Linked DNA regions of Mus musculus: region 2 is linked to region 1. A link is a contact called in ENCODE Hi-C or POLR2A ChIA-PET data. All regions are on one chromosome and are shown on one strand. Each heading gives the region's core, a stretch centred on a gene start or an enhancer-like site at or near the end of the contact. The rest is flanking DNA. Distances are from core to core; before and after follow the strand shown. Region 1 holds the start of Ilf2 (interleukin enhancer binding factor 2). Region 2 holds the start of Chtop (chromatin target of PRMT1).

Region 1 (5,543 bases), core at 1,825-4,324:
CTGACTGTCCAGGAACTCACTCTGTAAACCAGGCTGGCCTCGAATTCAGAAATCCACCTGCCTCTGCCTCCCAAGTGCCAGGATTTTAGCCAGGGCGTGTGCCACCACACCCAGCTAAAATAAATATATCTTAAAAAACAAAAAACTAGAAAAGTCTACATTTAATTTTATTTTCCCCAGGGACCATTTCAAAGCCAGTACACCTTACAACACTTGTTTTCACCTCCTTCAGATGTTCAAGTCCAAATGCAAACCTTGTTTTTCTGTTATTTCTTTTGAGACGGGTCTTATATAAAATCACAGGCTGACCTGAACTTGCTATGTAGCTGAGGATGACTGTAATCTTATCTTCCTGTGTCTTCCTCCTTTGTACTTAGATTATTAGTGCGTACCCTCATACTGATATATGAAATGCTCTGGGCTCTGTGCATGCCAGTCAAGCACTCTACCAACTGAGCTACAACAGCAGCCTGAGTACTCATTACCTTTATATAAAAAGAAATAAAGGCCCGGCAGTGATGACCCTCATCTTTAATCCCAGCTCTCAGGAGGCAAAGGCAGGCAGATCTCTGTACATTATAGGCCACCCAAGGCTGTACAATGAAACCCTATTTACACACACACACACACACACACACACACACAAACAGAAATTACCCAGAGGCCAGAGAGATAACTCAGCAGGTGAAGAGTATTTGCTACTCTTGCAGAGGAACCAGATTTGATCCCTAGCATACCCAAGGCAGCTCACAACCTCTGACAAGTCACCTCTTCTAGCCTCCAAAGGCACCAAGCACACATATGGTAAATATTTATATAGGCAAGTACTTTATACATACACATGAAATTTTTTAAAAAAGCAAGCCAGGTGGCAGACACAAGTGGGTTTCTGAGTTCCAGGACAGCTAGGGCTACACAGAAAAACCCTATCTAAAAATCCAAATATAAATGAAGAAAGAAAGGAACTGATTATAACCCATCCGCCATGTAATATAGTACACACTTTTAGAACTGTGGAGGCAGAGACAGGCAGATCTCTGATTTCCAGGCCAGCCAAGGTTATAGATACAGACACTGTCTCAAAATAAATAAGTCCTAAAAATTATTTTTTAAAAAGACATTTTTTAGACAAATATTACAATGAAACTGTAAAGGAATTATTTTTCCTACCTTGCTGACTCTGTTTTCTATGTTTTGTTTTTGTTGAGACAGTTCACTCTAGTAACCCAGGCTGACTTTGAACTCTGAACATGGTCCTACTGCTCAGGCTTCCATTTCTGGGATTACAAAAGGATTACAGTCTCTTTAAAGACTGACTGGTGAACTGGCTTGTTTTTTTAAATATTTATTTATGTGTATGTGTGAGTGCCACAGTGAATGCATATGCATCCTGTGTGCATGAGCCTGTGGAAATCAACAGGGACATAAGATCCTTGGAAATTAGAATTACAGACAGATGTGCACCGTTATGCAAGAACTGGAAAAAATTTGTAGCCTCCACTAGAGCCATGTTATACCTGTAGCTATACCTATAAGTAGATAGTGACATATAATAAATACAATAATAAAATAAAATTAGGTGTTAGGGATATAGATCTAACATGTTCAAGGTCCTGGGTTCAAATCTCTAGCACTCATACTAAGTAAATAAAAATTTACACCAGATGTGGGAATGCATGACTGTAATTCCAACATTCAGGAGGTTGAGGGAGGAAGATGGTGAATTTGCAGTCAACTCAGTAAGTATTCATAGAGTTCCAGGCCAGCCAATCATACAGAAGACCCTCACTCAAACAAAGAAAAGATCCACTCTTGAATCCTACTCCAAACAGTATCTGACTCCATTAACAAGGGGGCTCCATTTCTACACCTATAAGTGAACAGGAAAGTCCTCCAAAGCCAAAATACTCACCAAATAAAAATCAAATGGGATATGGGGCACAAAAGGCCTGAACCTGAAACATGAAAACAACCCAAAGTTATTCAAGCAGAAAGCACAAGAGAGGTACACAATGCACCAACCAATTCTGTCTTAAGAATTGGAAAAGTTTCTGAGCTGTATCATTCTTAGCAAAAGGTCAAATCCACTTAGTAGGACATCAGGAAAAGAAATGCTTTTCGTGACTTTCATGAAATGAAATAGAACAATCTACTCCAAACCCCTTTCTACTGAAACAAACCAAGGCAAAGATGCAAACAGCCACACTCACCCTCCACCAGGCCCTCCTCTGGAACCAAAGCGCCCACCACGACCACGTCCTCTGTCACCCCTAAAAATACATACATTTTACTCTCAATTCGCTGAAAAAGGTCTCCATCACACCATCAATGTTATTTCAATTTGACTTACCTTGACCGCCTCGAACTACAGAAGTGGATAGATATTTCATGCTCTCTTCTCCCAGATTCCAAATGGTGCCCAATGACATCCTAATTCTGGACTTTTCCTTTTTCTTGTTTTTGAGACGGAATCTCATGTATCTCCTGCCTTACCTCCCAAGTGCTGTGAGTGCAGCTTTCGACACCACACCCCACTTCTAATTCAGGATTTTATCAAAACTCACATCAGGAAAATACGAGTTTCAGAACCTGATATACATACCCCTACTAAGGTAACCTACGATCGTGAGGCACACCAGTCCTAATATGCACAGTAAAGTGACTTATCATTTATTAATACAGCATTAACAGTTACGAGGCATGTACTATTGGTCAAACACTAGGTACCAGAAAATTGCGCAACGCTCCAGCCTACTTATTGCGCACGGAGGGAGATCTTCCTGGGCCGTTAAGACCTCTCCTCCATCCCCTCCCGGCCCCCGAGACCCAGGTATCAACACAACTCCCCCTGCTGGGCCCCGACCCCCTCCGGGCCCGATTCCCGGAGTCCGCCAGCCTCCTCCTGCTCCACTCCCCCGCGGTCAGGCTTTCCGCCGGCCGCCCAGATGCAGGCCCTTGTTCCTCCGACTCCATTTCAGCCAGGCCCCCGAGACTTCGGCTGGAACTTTCAAGCACCTCTGTCCACTTACCTCATGGCTCGCTTAATCCTGAACAATGGAGGCCACACAACCGCTCTTCGCTGGGAAGAACTAGGCTGGCTGAGAAACGTCTGGCCGGCGTGTCCCAACAAACGCCTGCGCGATAGGCTCCCGCCTCACTCCGTCCCGCGCGTTTATTGGTTAACGCAGCAACCAATGAAAAATGCCCTGTAAAGGAGCCAGCCAATAAGAAGACATAACAGGGATGAAGGCAATTTTCCCCACTGACAGCGGAGGGCGTTCAGAAGTTGAGGCGGTGAATGGTAAGCTCTTCTATGGAAAAGAAGAGAATGCTACCAGTGGGTAGCAGAGTGGCGCAGCGGAAGCGTGCTGGGCCCATAACCCAGAGGTCGATGGATCGAAACCATCCTCTGCTATCGGAGGCTTTGTTTTTAAAATTTTGACAATCTAATTAAATTTTCCTTTCCATAACAAGAAATACAATTCTTTTTTCTTCTCCAACTTTTTTTTTTTTTTTTTTTTTTTAGATAGCGTCTTTTTCGGTCATCCTGACTTACATAATACTCGTTAGTGTAGCCCGAGCTGTCATCAAACTCAGCAATCTCCAGCGTGTGCCGCCTCACCTGAAAACATAACTTTTACCTTATGGAAATATGAGAAATAACTTAATTCCACTTACCACCACTATTCCCTCGATAGCATTACTATTATATGATTCTTTTTATTGAAAAAAATTCATACAATATATCTTTTTTTTTTTTTTTTTTTTTTTTTTTTTTTGGTTTTTCCGAGACAGAGTTTCTCTGTGTAGCCCTGGCTGTCCTGGAACTCACTTTGTAGACCAGGCTGGCCTCGAACTCAGAAATCCGCCTGCCTCTGCCTCCCGAGTGCTGGGTCATACAATATATCTTGATCACATATTTCTCTTCCCCAGTTCCACCAGCTCCTCCCCACTTCGCTATGTTAGGTGATTCTGACAAGTATTGGTGTATTACTTACTTTCGTAGGCATATATTCCTTTCAAGTAACCTAACTGCACCTTCATTAAAATAGGGAATACTTTATCGTGTTAGCAAGGTGAGTCAGCAGGTATAATCGCGACAACCTGAGTTCAACCTCTGAGACCCACAGTGGTGGAAGGAGAGCAGCGATTTCTGCATTTTGTTCTCCGACCTCACTATAAAGGTTGTGGGTGTGGTGACACCCATAAACACAACATAAATATAACAGAATTAAAAAAAAAAAAAAGAACGCTATTTTGGCAAACATGGTGGAGCATGCCTTTAATTATAGCACCTGAGAGGCAGCAGCTGGAGGATCTGAGAGTTCAAGGTCAAACTATTCTATGTAGCCAGTCCATGCCAGGTAAGTCTACATAGGAGATCCTGCCTCACAAAAAGTCTTTCATCATCTCAGAAAGGTAACCATATTGGATTTCTACCATCATGGGTTAAGTTTGCCTTTAGATTTTCTTTTCTTTCCTTTCCTTTTTTCTTTTCTTTTTTTTTTTTTAAGATTGATTGATTGATTATGTATACAGTATTTTGCCTGCATGTATGTTTGCAGGCCTGGAGAGGGCATCAGATATATGGTCCTGAGCCACCATGTGGTTGCTGGGAATTGAACTCAGGACCTCTGGAAGAGCAGTCAGTGCTCTTAACTTCTGAGCCATCTCTCCAGCCCTAGGTTTTCTTTTAATTGGGAGTGGCTCAGAAAAGGCTCAGCAGTCAAGAGCACGCACTGTTCTTTCAGGACTAAAGTTCGGCCAATCTCTTCTGCCCTCTAGCACATTGTACGCATAAGCATGTATACATATACACACATAACTTAACATAAAATACATCTTTAAACCCAACCTTGTGGTGCAGGCCTTTAATCCCAGCACTGGGGAGGTACAGGCAGGCAGATCTCTGAATTGGAGGCTGGCCTTTGATCTACAGAACAAGTTCCAGGACAGCCAGGGCTGCATAGAGAAACCCTATCTCAATAATAATTAAAATAATAATAATAATAATAATAATAATAATAGTTTATTTACTTAGGGACTAGAGAGATGGCCCAGCGGTTAAGAACACTTGTTATTTTACTCTTGCAGAGGACCAAGAAGTGTCAGTTCCCTTCACCCACATGGTGGCTCACAATTGTCTGTACTCCAGTTCCAGGGGGTCAAACATAGTTCTCTGACATCCACAGGCATCAGGTACGCACATGGTGCACAGACATATATGCAAGCAAAGCATTCATACACATAAAAAAGGTTCATCTAAAACATACCTTAAGCTGCTGCAAAAAATTAAGTTTCTTCATTACTATGTGTGCATGGTTTGAGGTAGGGAGAATGTGCCACAGCCAAGTCCAGGTGAGTCTTCTACCTGTTCCTGGGTCCTTAGGATCTACTCCACATAGTCTCTCTATGTAAACTTTGCCTGGAACTTGCTGTGTAGACCAAATTAGTCTACATACTCAGAACTCTTCCTGCTGCAGCCTGCCAACCGCTGTACAGGGGGTACAGCCCAGTTTGTGCCACTATGCCCACCTCTGCCT
Region 2 (5,543 bases), core at 1,873-4,372, 33 kb before region 1:
TCACCAAAGGTATCAGACTTCTTCCTGGGGTAGGCAGAGGAGATCGTAGCCCACTTAGTAGCAACAACAAAGCTTAACTGTGACAGGCCTGGAAGGTAAAACTAGAGCTCGAAGCCTGCCTGGTCCTGTGTCCACCCATGTCTCCCCTCCCGCTCCCCAGCCTTGAGTCAGCCACTGCAGATGTCTTTTGCAGGCTTCTGAAGACAGTCCAGTTCCTATTGCTTCATCTCCATGCCTATCCCTGACTCCCTCTGACGGGGAAATGATAGAGGGACCCAAAACGCTGGACCAGATTTAGTGCTAGGGTTTCTCCTACACTGCAAAATCTGAATGAAAGATAAAGTACAATGAGGTTCATCTCGCAGCTATTTGAGCGAATCCAGGGCCAGGGCTGAAGATTTCCCTTACCCAGACCACAGATGTCCTGAATCTGGTTTATAATTCACTTCCATCTTTGTGGGAATGGGTAGGTGTGCTGCTGAAATGGGCTCTGAGCTGGAGAGTGCCATGGAGACCCTCATCAATGTGTTCCATGCCCATTCGGGCAAGGAAGGGGACAAATATAAGCTGAGCAAGAAAGAACTGAAAGACCTGCTACAAACTGAACTTTCTGGCTTCCTGGATGTAAGCACAGGATTGAGGTACAGGGTGGAGGAAGGGGATGTAGCCCCAGCTGGCATGGAACTTGCTATGTAGATCAGGCTGGCCTTGAACTCAAATAGACCTACCTGCTTCTCTCCCCCACTGAGTGCTAGGATTAAAGGCATCGCTGTGCCCTAAAATGATTTTGTGTGTGAATTTTTAATTAAATGAAAGAAAGTCTGTAAGGTTCCCAGCTTGTCACAATGTAGACAATCATGTATGACAACAGATGTAACTATTAACTCTGCTTAGTTCTATAGGTCACCAGTTTTTGGTTTTTTTTTTTTAAGATTTATTTATTTATTACATGTAAGTACACTGTAGCTGTCTTTAGACACATCAGAAAAAGGCGTCAGATCTTGTTACGGATGGTTGTGAGCCACCATGTGGTTGCTGGGATTTGAACTCCGGACCTTTGGAAGAGCAGTCGGGTACTCTTACCCACTGAGCCATCTCACCAGTCCCAGGTCACCAGTTCTTAACTCACCAGTCTTTAAGGTTGTAGAAGACTCCCATAATTAAATATCATTCTCTCACTTGCTCATTTCCACCTCCTCCTCCACCACCATGGTGGCTCTGACTTAGTGATAAACACTTCCATCCCCTTCTACAGGTCCAGAAGGATGCAGATGCTGTGGACAAGGTAATGAAGGAACTGGATGAAAACGGAGATGGGGAAGTGGACTTCAAGGAGTATGTTGTGCTGGTGGCTGCTCTCACAGTGGCTTGTAACAACTTCTTCTGGGAGACCAGTTGAGCACAGTCTGTGAGCAGTGCCCTTCCTCTCCCACTTGTCAAGATTTCCCCTTTAGCGTGCTTGCTCCTCACCCCACCTGTACCTCCCTATGTCCCCATCCTTGCCCAGTCTCGACGTGCACCAAGGGCACAAGAGTGGCAGTCCAGATCTGCCACTTGTTTTAATAAAGCCTTCTCTCTCACCAGCTATCAATGTCTGTACCCTCTGGGCATGGCTATGTGTGAAGTAAGGGGTGCTCACTCCCAACACCTTATCTTGTCAAGTTTACATTAGTTCCTTATTTAAGGAACACTCAAAACCCAGAAATGTAGGGGTCCGAAAATTTTAGCTGGAATCCAAGTGTCATTGGCTTCTCAAGGATTTGTATGAGTAATTGGTAATACCAGGACTTGAAGGATGAGGCAGGAAGATTTTGAGTTCCAAGCCAGCCCATACTACATAGCCAGAAACAGAAATAAACAAGCCATCAAAAAATGTGGGGCTGGTGAGATGGCTGAGTGGGTAAGAGTACCTGACTGCTCTTCCAAAGGTCCGGAGTTCAAATCCCAGCAACCACATGGTGGCTCACAACCATCCGTAACGAGATCTGGTGCCCTCTTCTAGTGTGTCTGAAGACATCTACAGTGTACTTACATATAATAAATAAATAAATCTTTTTTAAAAAATCTGAAGAAAGCTAGAAATGGTGGCACGTACCATAGTTAACACCAGCTCAGCACCTGGGACGTAAAAGGCAGGAGGATCTCTGTGAGTCCAAGCCCAGCCTGGTCTGTATAGAGAATTCTAGAACAGCCAGAACTACATTATAGAGACTCTGTCTCAAAAAAACTACCAGAGGCAGTGGTGACACACGCCTTTAATCCCAGCACTCGGGAGGCAGAGGCAGGCAGATTTCTGAGTTCAAGGCCAGCCTGGTCAACAGAGTGAGTTCCAGGACATCCAAGGCTACACAGAGAAACCCTGTCTCGGAAAAAAAAAAAAAAAAAAAAACAACAACAAAAAAACAAAACCAGAAAACAAAACCAAAAAACTACTAGAAGAACTTTTTCCCAAGCTTCATTCAGTGTTTATTGATGCCTCATCATTGCTAGACATTATGTAAGAACTAGGGATACATAAGTGGGGATACAGATTTGCTTTATTGGATTACTTGAGGTAAAAAGACCCACCCTAAAACTAGCCACATCTTCTAGAGGCAGTCCCTATAAAAGGATGTAGATGAGTCCAGTGTGGGTCTTAAATCCCAGTACTGGGAGGGGCGGGGTTAGGGGGGGTCAGGAGGTGGATCTTTGTGAGTTCGAAGCCAGTCTGGTCTACACAAAGGAAGCCTGCCTCAAAAAGAAACAGAAACTCTACAAATAGGTTTGAGGGCCTGAGCAAATTAGCCAGGTCTCAAGGTCCTAATAAAGACTTTTTACAGTTGTCTTTAGCTTGGGAATGGGAAATAAAAGGATACAAACACTGTTGCCAATCTAAGCTGCTATTTGCAAGCCAAAAATCCCACCAAAGTGGGGCATAAACTTGTCCAGAAGGTAGTCTAGAGGTACTTAGCGATTACGGCCACTGGCCACGCCCCCGAAGGCGGAGCACTACACGTAACTTAAGGGATCTTTGCCAAAGTCAGTGGGGATTCGCTGCGATTCTTGCGCTAGGCCAAAGGACCATGTTGCCACGCCCCTAGTTGCGCGCGCACTGACGCAAGCCCGTCGGCGCCATTTTAGCCGGTCACGCTGCACTGGTGGGCCCGGCGGCCATTTTGTTTTGGACACCAAGCGGGAGTTGGCGGCGCCGGCTCTGGGGGCCCAGACGAAAGGCAGGAAAGGGCAGGCTTGACGAGCGGGAGGATCGGTCAGCTAGATACTCAACCCACAACGAGGAAGCCTCACATCCTACCGTTTAAGCATCTAAGCCAACCGCCCAGCTAGTTAACCCGAGCGGCCCGCCGTCAGCTCAGGTTAGGCCGGCCTCCGGGCCGCCCGCCGCAGCCGTGGTGGCAACCCCGGGAGGAGCGCTGGCGTCCATCTCCTTCGGTGAGTTTCTGTGGAGAGGGCAGAGGTGGAGGGGCGCGGGGTCCGGGGCCCGGTGGCGTGGGTGGCAGGTGTGGACCGGGCTGAGGTGCGCAGAGGCCGGGGAGGGGGCGGAGCCGGGAGGCGGAGGCTAAGCCGGAACCGCGGCCAGCGAGCTGGGCCGCTAGCCGTGCGGGTGCTGCTTGTGGTTGGCGTGTCTGGTGCAGGTGCTGGTGCTGGTGGTGCTGGTCGTAGTGGTTTGGCCTCAAATCCAGTGTCTTGCTTACCTAGATAAGCGTCCTCCATCGGAGCCAAAGCCTCGCCCCAGAATAGCGTTTGATGGGGATAACCACGGAAATAGTCGCCTGATCAAAGTTGGAGTCCTGAGAGGCTTCGAGGTGGAGGTCAAATGAGGAGTACAGGAATTAGCGGCGGCTCTGGGTGTTCGATTTTGATTCTTTTTTTTTTTTTTTTTTTTTTTTTTGCGGCACCGAAGTTGAACCCAAAATCGTACTTTGGCTAAACTAGCGCCCCGAGTTAACATCTCCAGCTTTAAAAATAATAATAATCTTAGTTTGAAACAGGGTCTGTCAAATCACCCGGGCTCGCCTTGAGCTTGTGACCCCCTTGCCTCAGCCCCTCCCCAGTATATGCCACTACAGTTAAAATATTGTGGTGTGCTCTTAACAGAGCTCTCAGATTGAATACCCATTTAGAAAACCTCTTCTGTCTTTCCCCTGCCATGTCTAACTAGAGCTCCACCTGCATTTGGAGTTGAGAATCGATTTTGAAACTAGGCTTTTCTTTTTATTTTGGGTGTATGAGAGTCCGGTCCTCACAGTGTGACAATGTAACCCGTTACAGCCTCAGACTGTTACACCACTCCCCTGTTGCTGCTGGGAATTGAACTTCCCAGGGCTTCATCAGTGCTAAACAAGCACTCTACTGAGGAGCTATATTCCCAGCTCCTCCATTTCTCTAGATCCATGACCCTCAACTTTCTATAGACATGTAAGATGTACCTGGGTAGCACCCCCAATCCCAGTTGCTGTACCCCATCCTCATGGCCAGATTGTACTTTAATTGGTCTGGATCCAGGCATCAAGAATTTAGTTTAGTTTGGGAGGGACTTTTTCTTTTTTTTTTTTTTTTCAAACATTCCTCAGCTAAGTCACATACAGTCCAGGCTGAGAAGAACTATTGAAAGCCAAACTCCTAGGCTTTGGCTACATCTCATTCTGCTATTTTGGAGACTTTGGCAGATGTTCTCCATCCTGGAGCTTTGAAATTTTTATAACTATTGTATGGACGTAAGCCCCCACCTCACAGGGTTTCTCTTAGGTAGCCGTGGCTGTCCTGGAACTTGCTATGTAGACCTGGCTAGCCTCGAACTCAAAGGGAGCCACCTACCTCTGCTTCAGGAATGCTGTGACTAAAAGTGCACCACCACCACCACCTGGCAAACTTAAGATCTCATGATACCATCTTCAGAGTTAAAAATATAGGCCTTTAACAGATTTATGCCTTGCTTCTTGTGAAAATGCAAGCTTCATTATTTTGATTGACTCATGCATATTGTCCTTTGTAGATTCTCGGGATTTGAAGATGGCTGCACAGTCAGCGCCGAAAGTTGTGCTAAAAAGCACCACCAAGATGTCTCTAAATGAGCGGTGAGGCAGCCAACAGCAACTTCAGCTCCTTCCTAAGAAAACATTACTTAAATTGACCCTGGGGTCCAATACAAAAAAAGCCAGTTGTAAGCTAAATGACAGAAGGCTACAGACCTCTGTTCTTAATTGCATCTAATGTGGTACAAAACAAATTGGGCAGTTGTTTCAAAACCCCTTATCAGTAGATTTTTATATTAAGCTATCTGAAATATTTACCTGGTGGGATATATTTTTTAAAAGACTCCTCACACCCTCCCTTCAATTTTTTTTCCTAACATTGATACAGGGGTGGTGCAGCATGATGGTATGGTATATCCTGGCTGCAAGAGGCTTGCTGCCTAGTCCGAGGCCAGCAGTGTTGTGTCTGGCCTGTAAGAGGCAGGTAGCAAGCCGAGACTATGTCCAAAGGCCCCTGAATGGCATTCTTGGGCCTTGTAAGAGGCACTTGCTTTGCTCCATTTCACTTTC

Evidence for each region. Hi-C counts contacts between places; a loop is a spot of excess contacts on that map. ChIA-PET counts read pairs that join two places held with the same protein, here RNA polymerase II (POLR2A).
Region 2: a loop to region 1 is called in a map of heart, with 4 times the contacts of the local background. The contact joins the promoter of Chtop here to the promoter of Ilf2 in region 1. A Hi-C loop is called at or near these places in 1 of 37 maps with a recorded cell type or tissue (heart). POLR2A ChIA-PET finds 5 or more read pairs at or near these places in 5 of 5 experiments (Patski and embryonic stem cell).

What each region holds. Positions count from the first base shown.
Region 1 is chr3:90,473,732-90,479,274 of GRCm38, reverse strand. It overlaps Ilf2 (interleukin enhancer binding factor 2), which reads right to left and starts at 3,074. Exons shown (of 14, transcript NM_026374.3): 1 at 3,030-3,074; 2 at 2,211-2,270; 3 at 1,913-1,955. The coding sequence starts at 3,034. It overlaps n-TMcat11 (a tRNA gene), which reads left to right and starts at 3,344; the gene lies at 3,344-3,415.
Region 2 is chr3:90,507,077-90,512,619 of GRCm38, reverse strand. Chtop (chromatin target of PRMT1) reads left to right here and starts at 3,122. Exons shown (of 6, transcript NM_001293776.1): 1 at 3,122-3,429; 2 at 4,994-5,075. The coding sequence starts at 5,011. S100a1 (S100 calcium binding protein A1) reads left to right here. Exons shown (of 3, transcript NM_011309.3): 2 at 471-624; 3 at 1,256-1,586. The coding sequence starts at 484. The coding sequence ends at 1,399.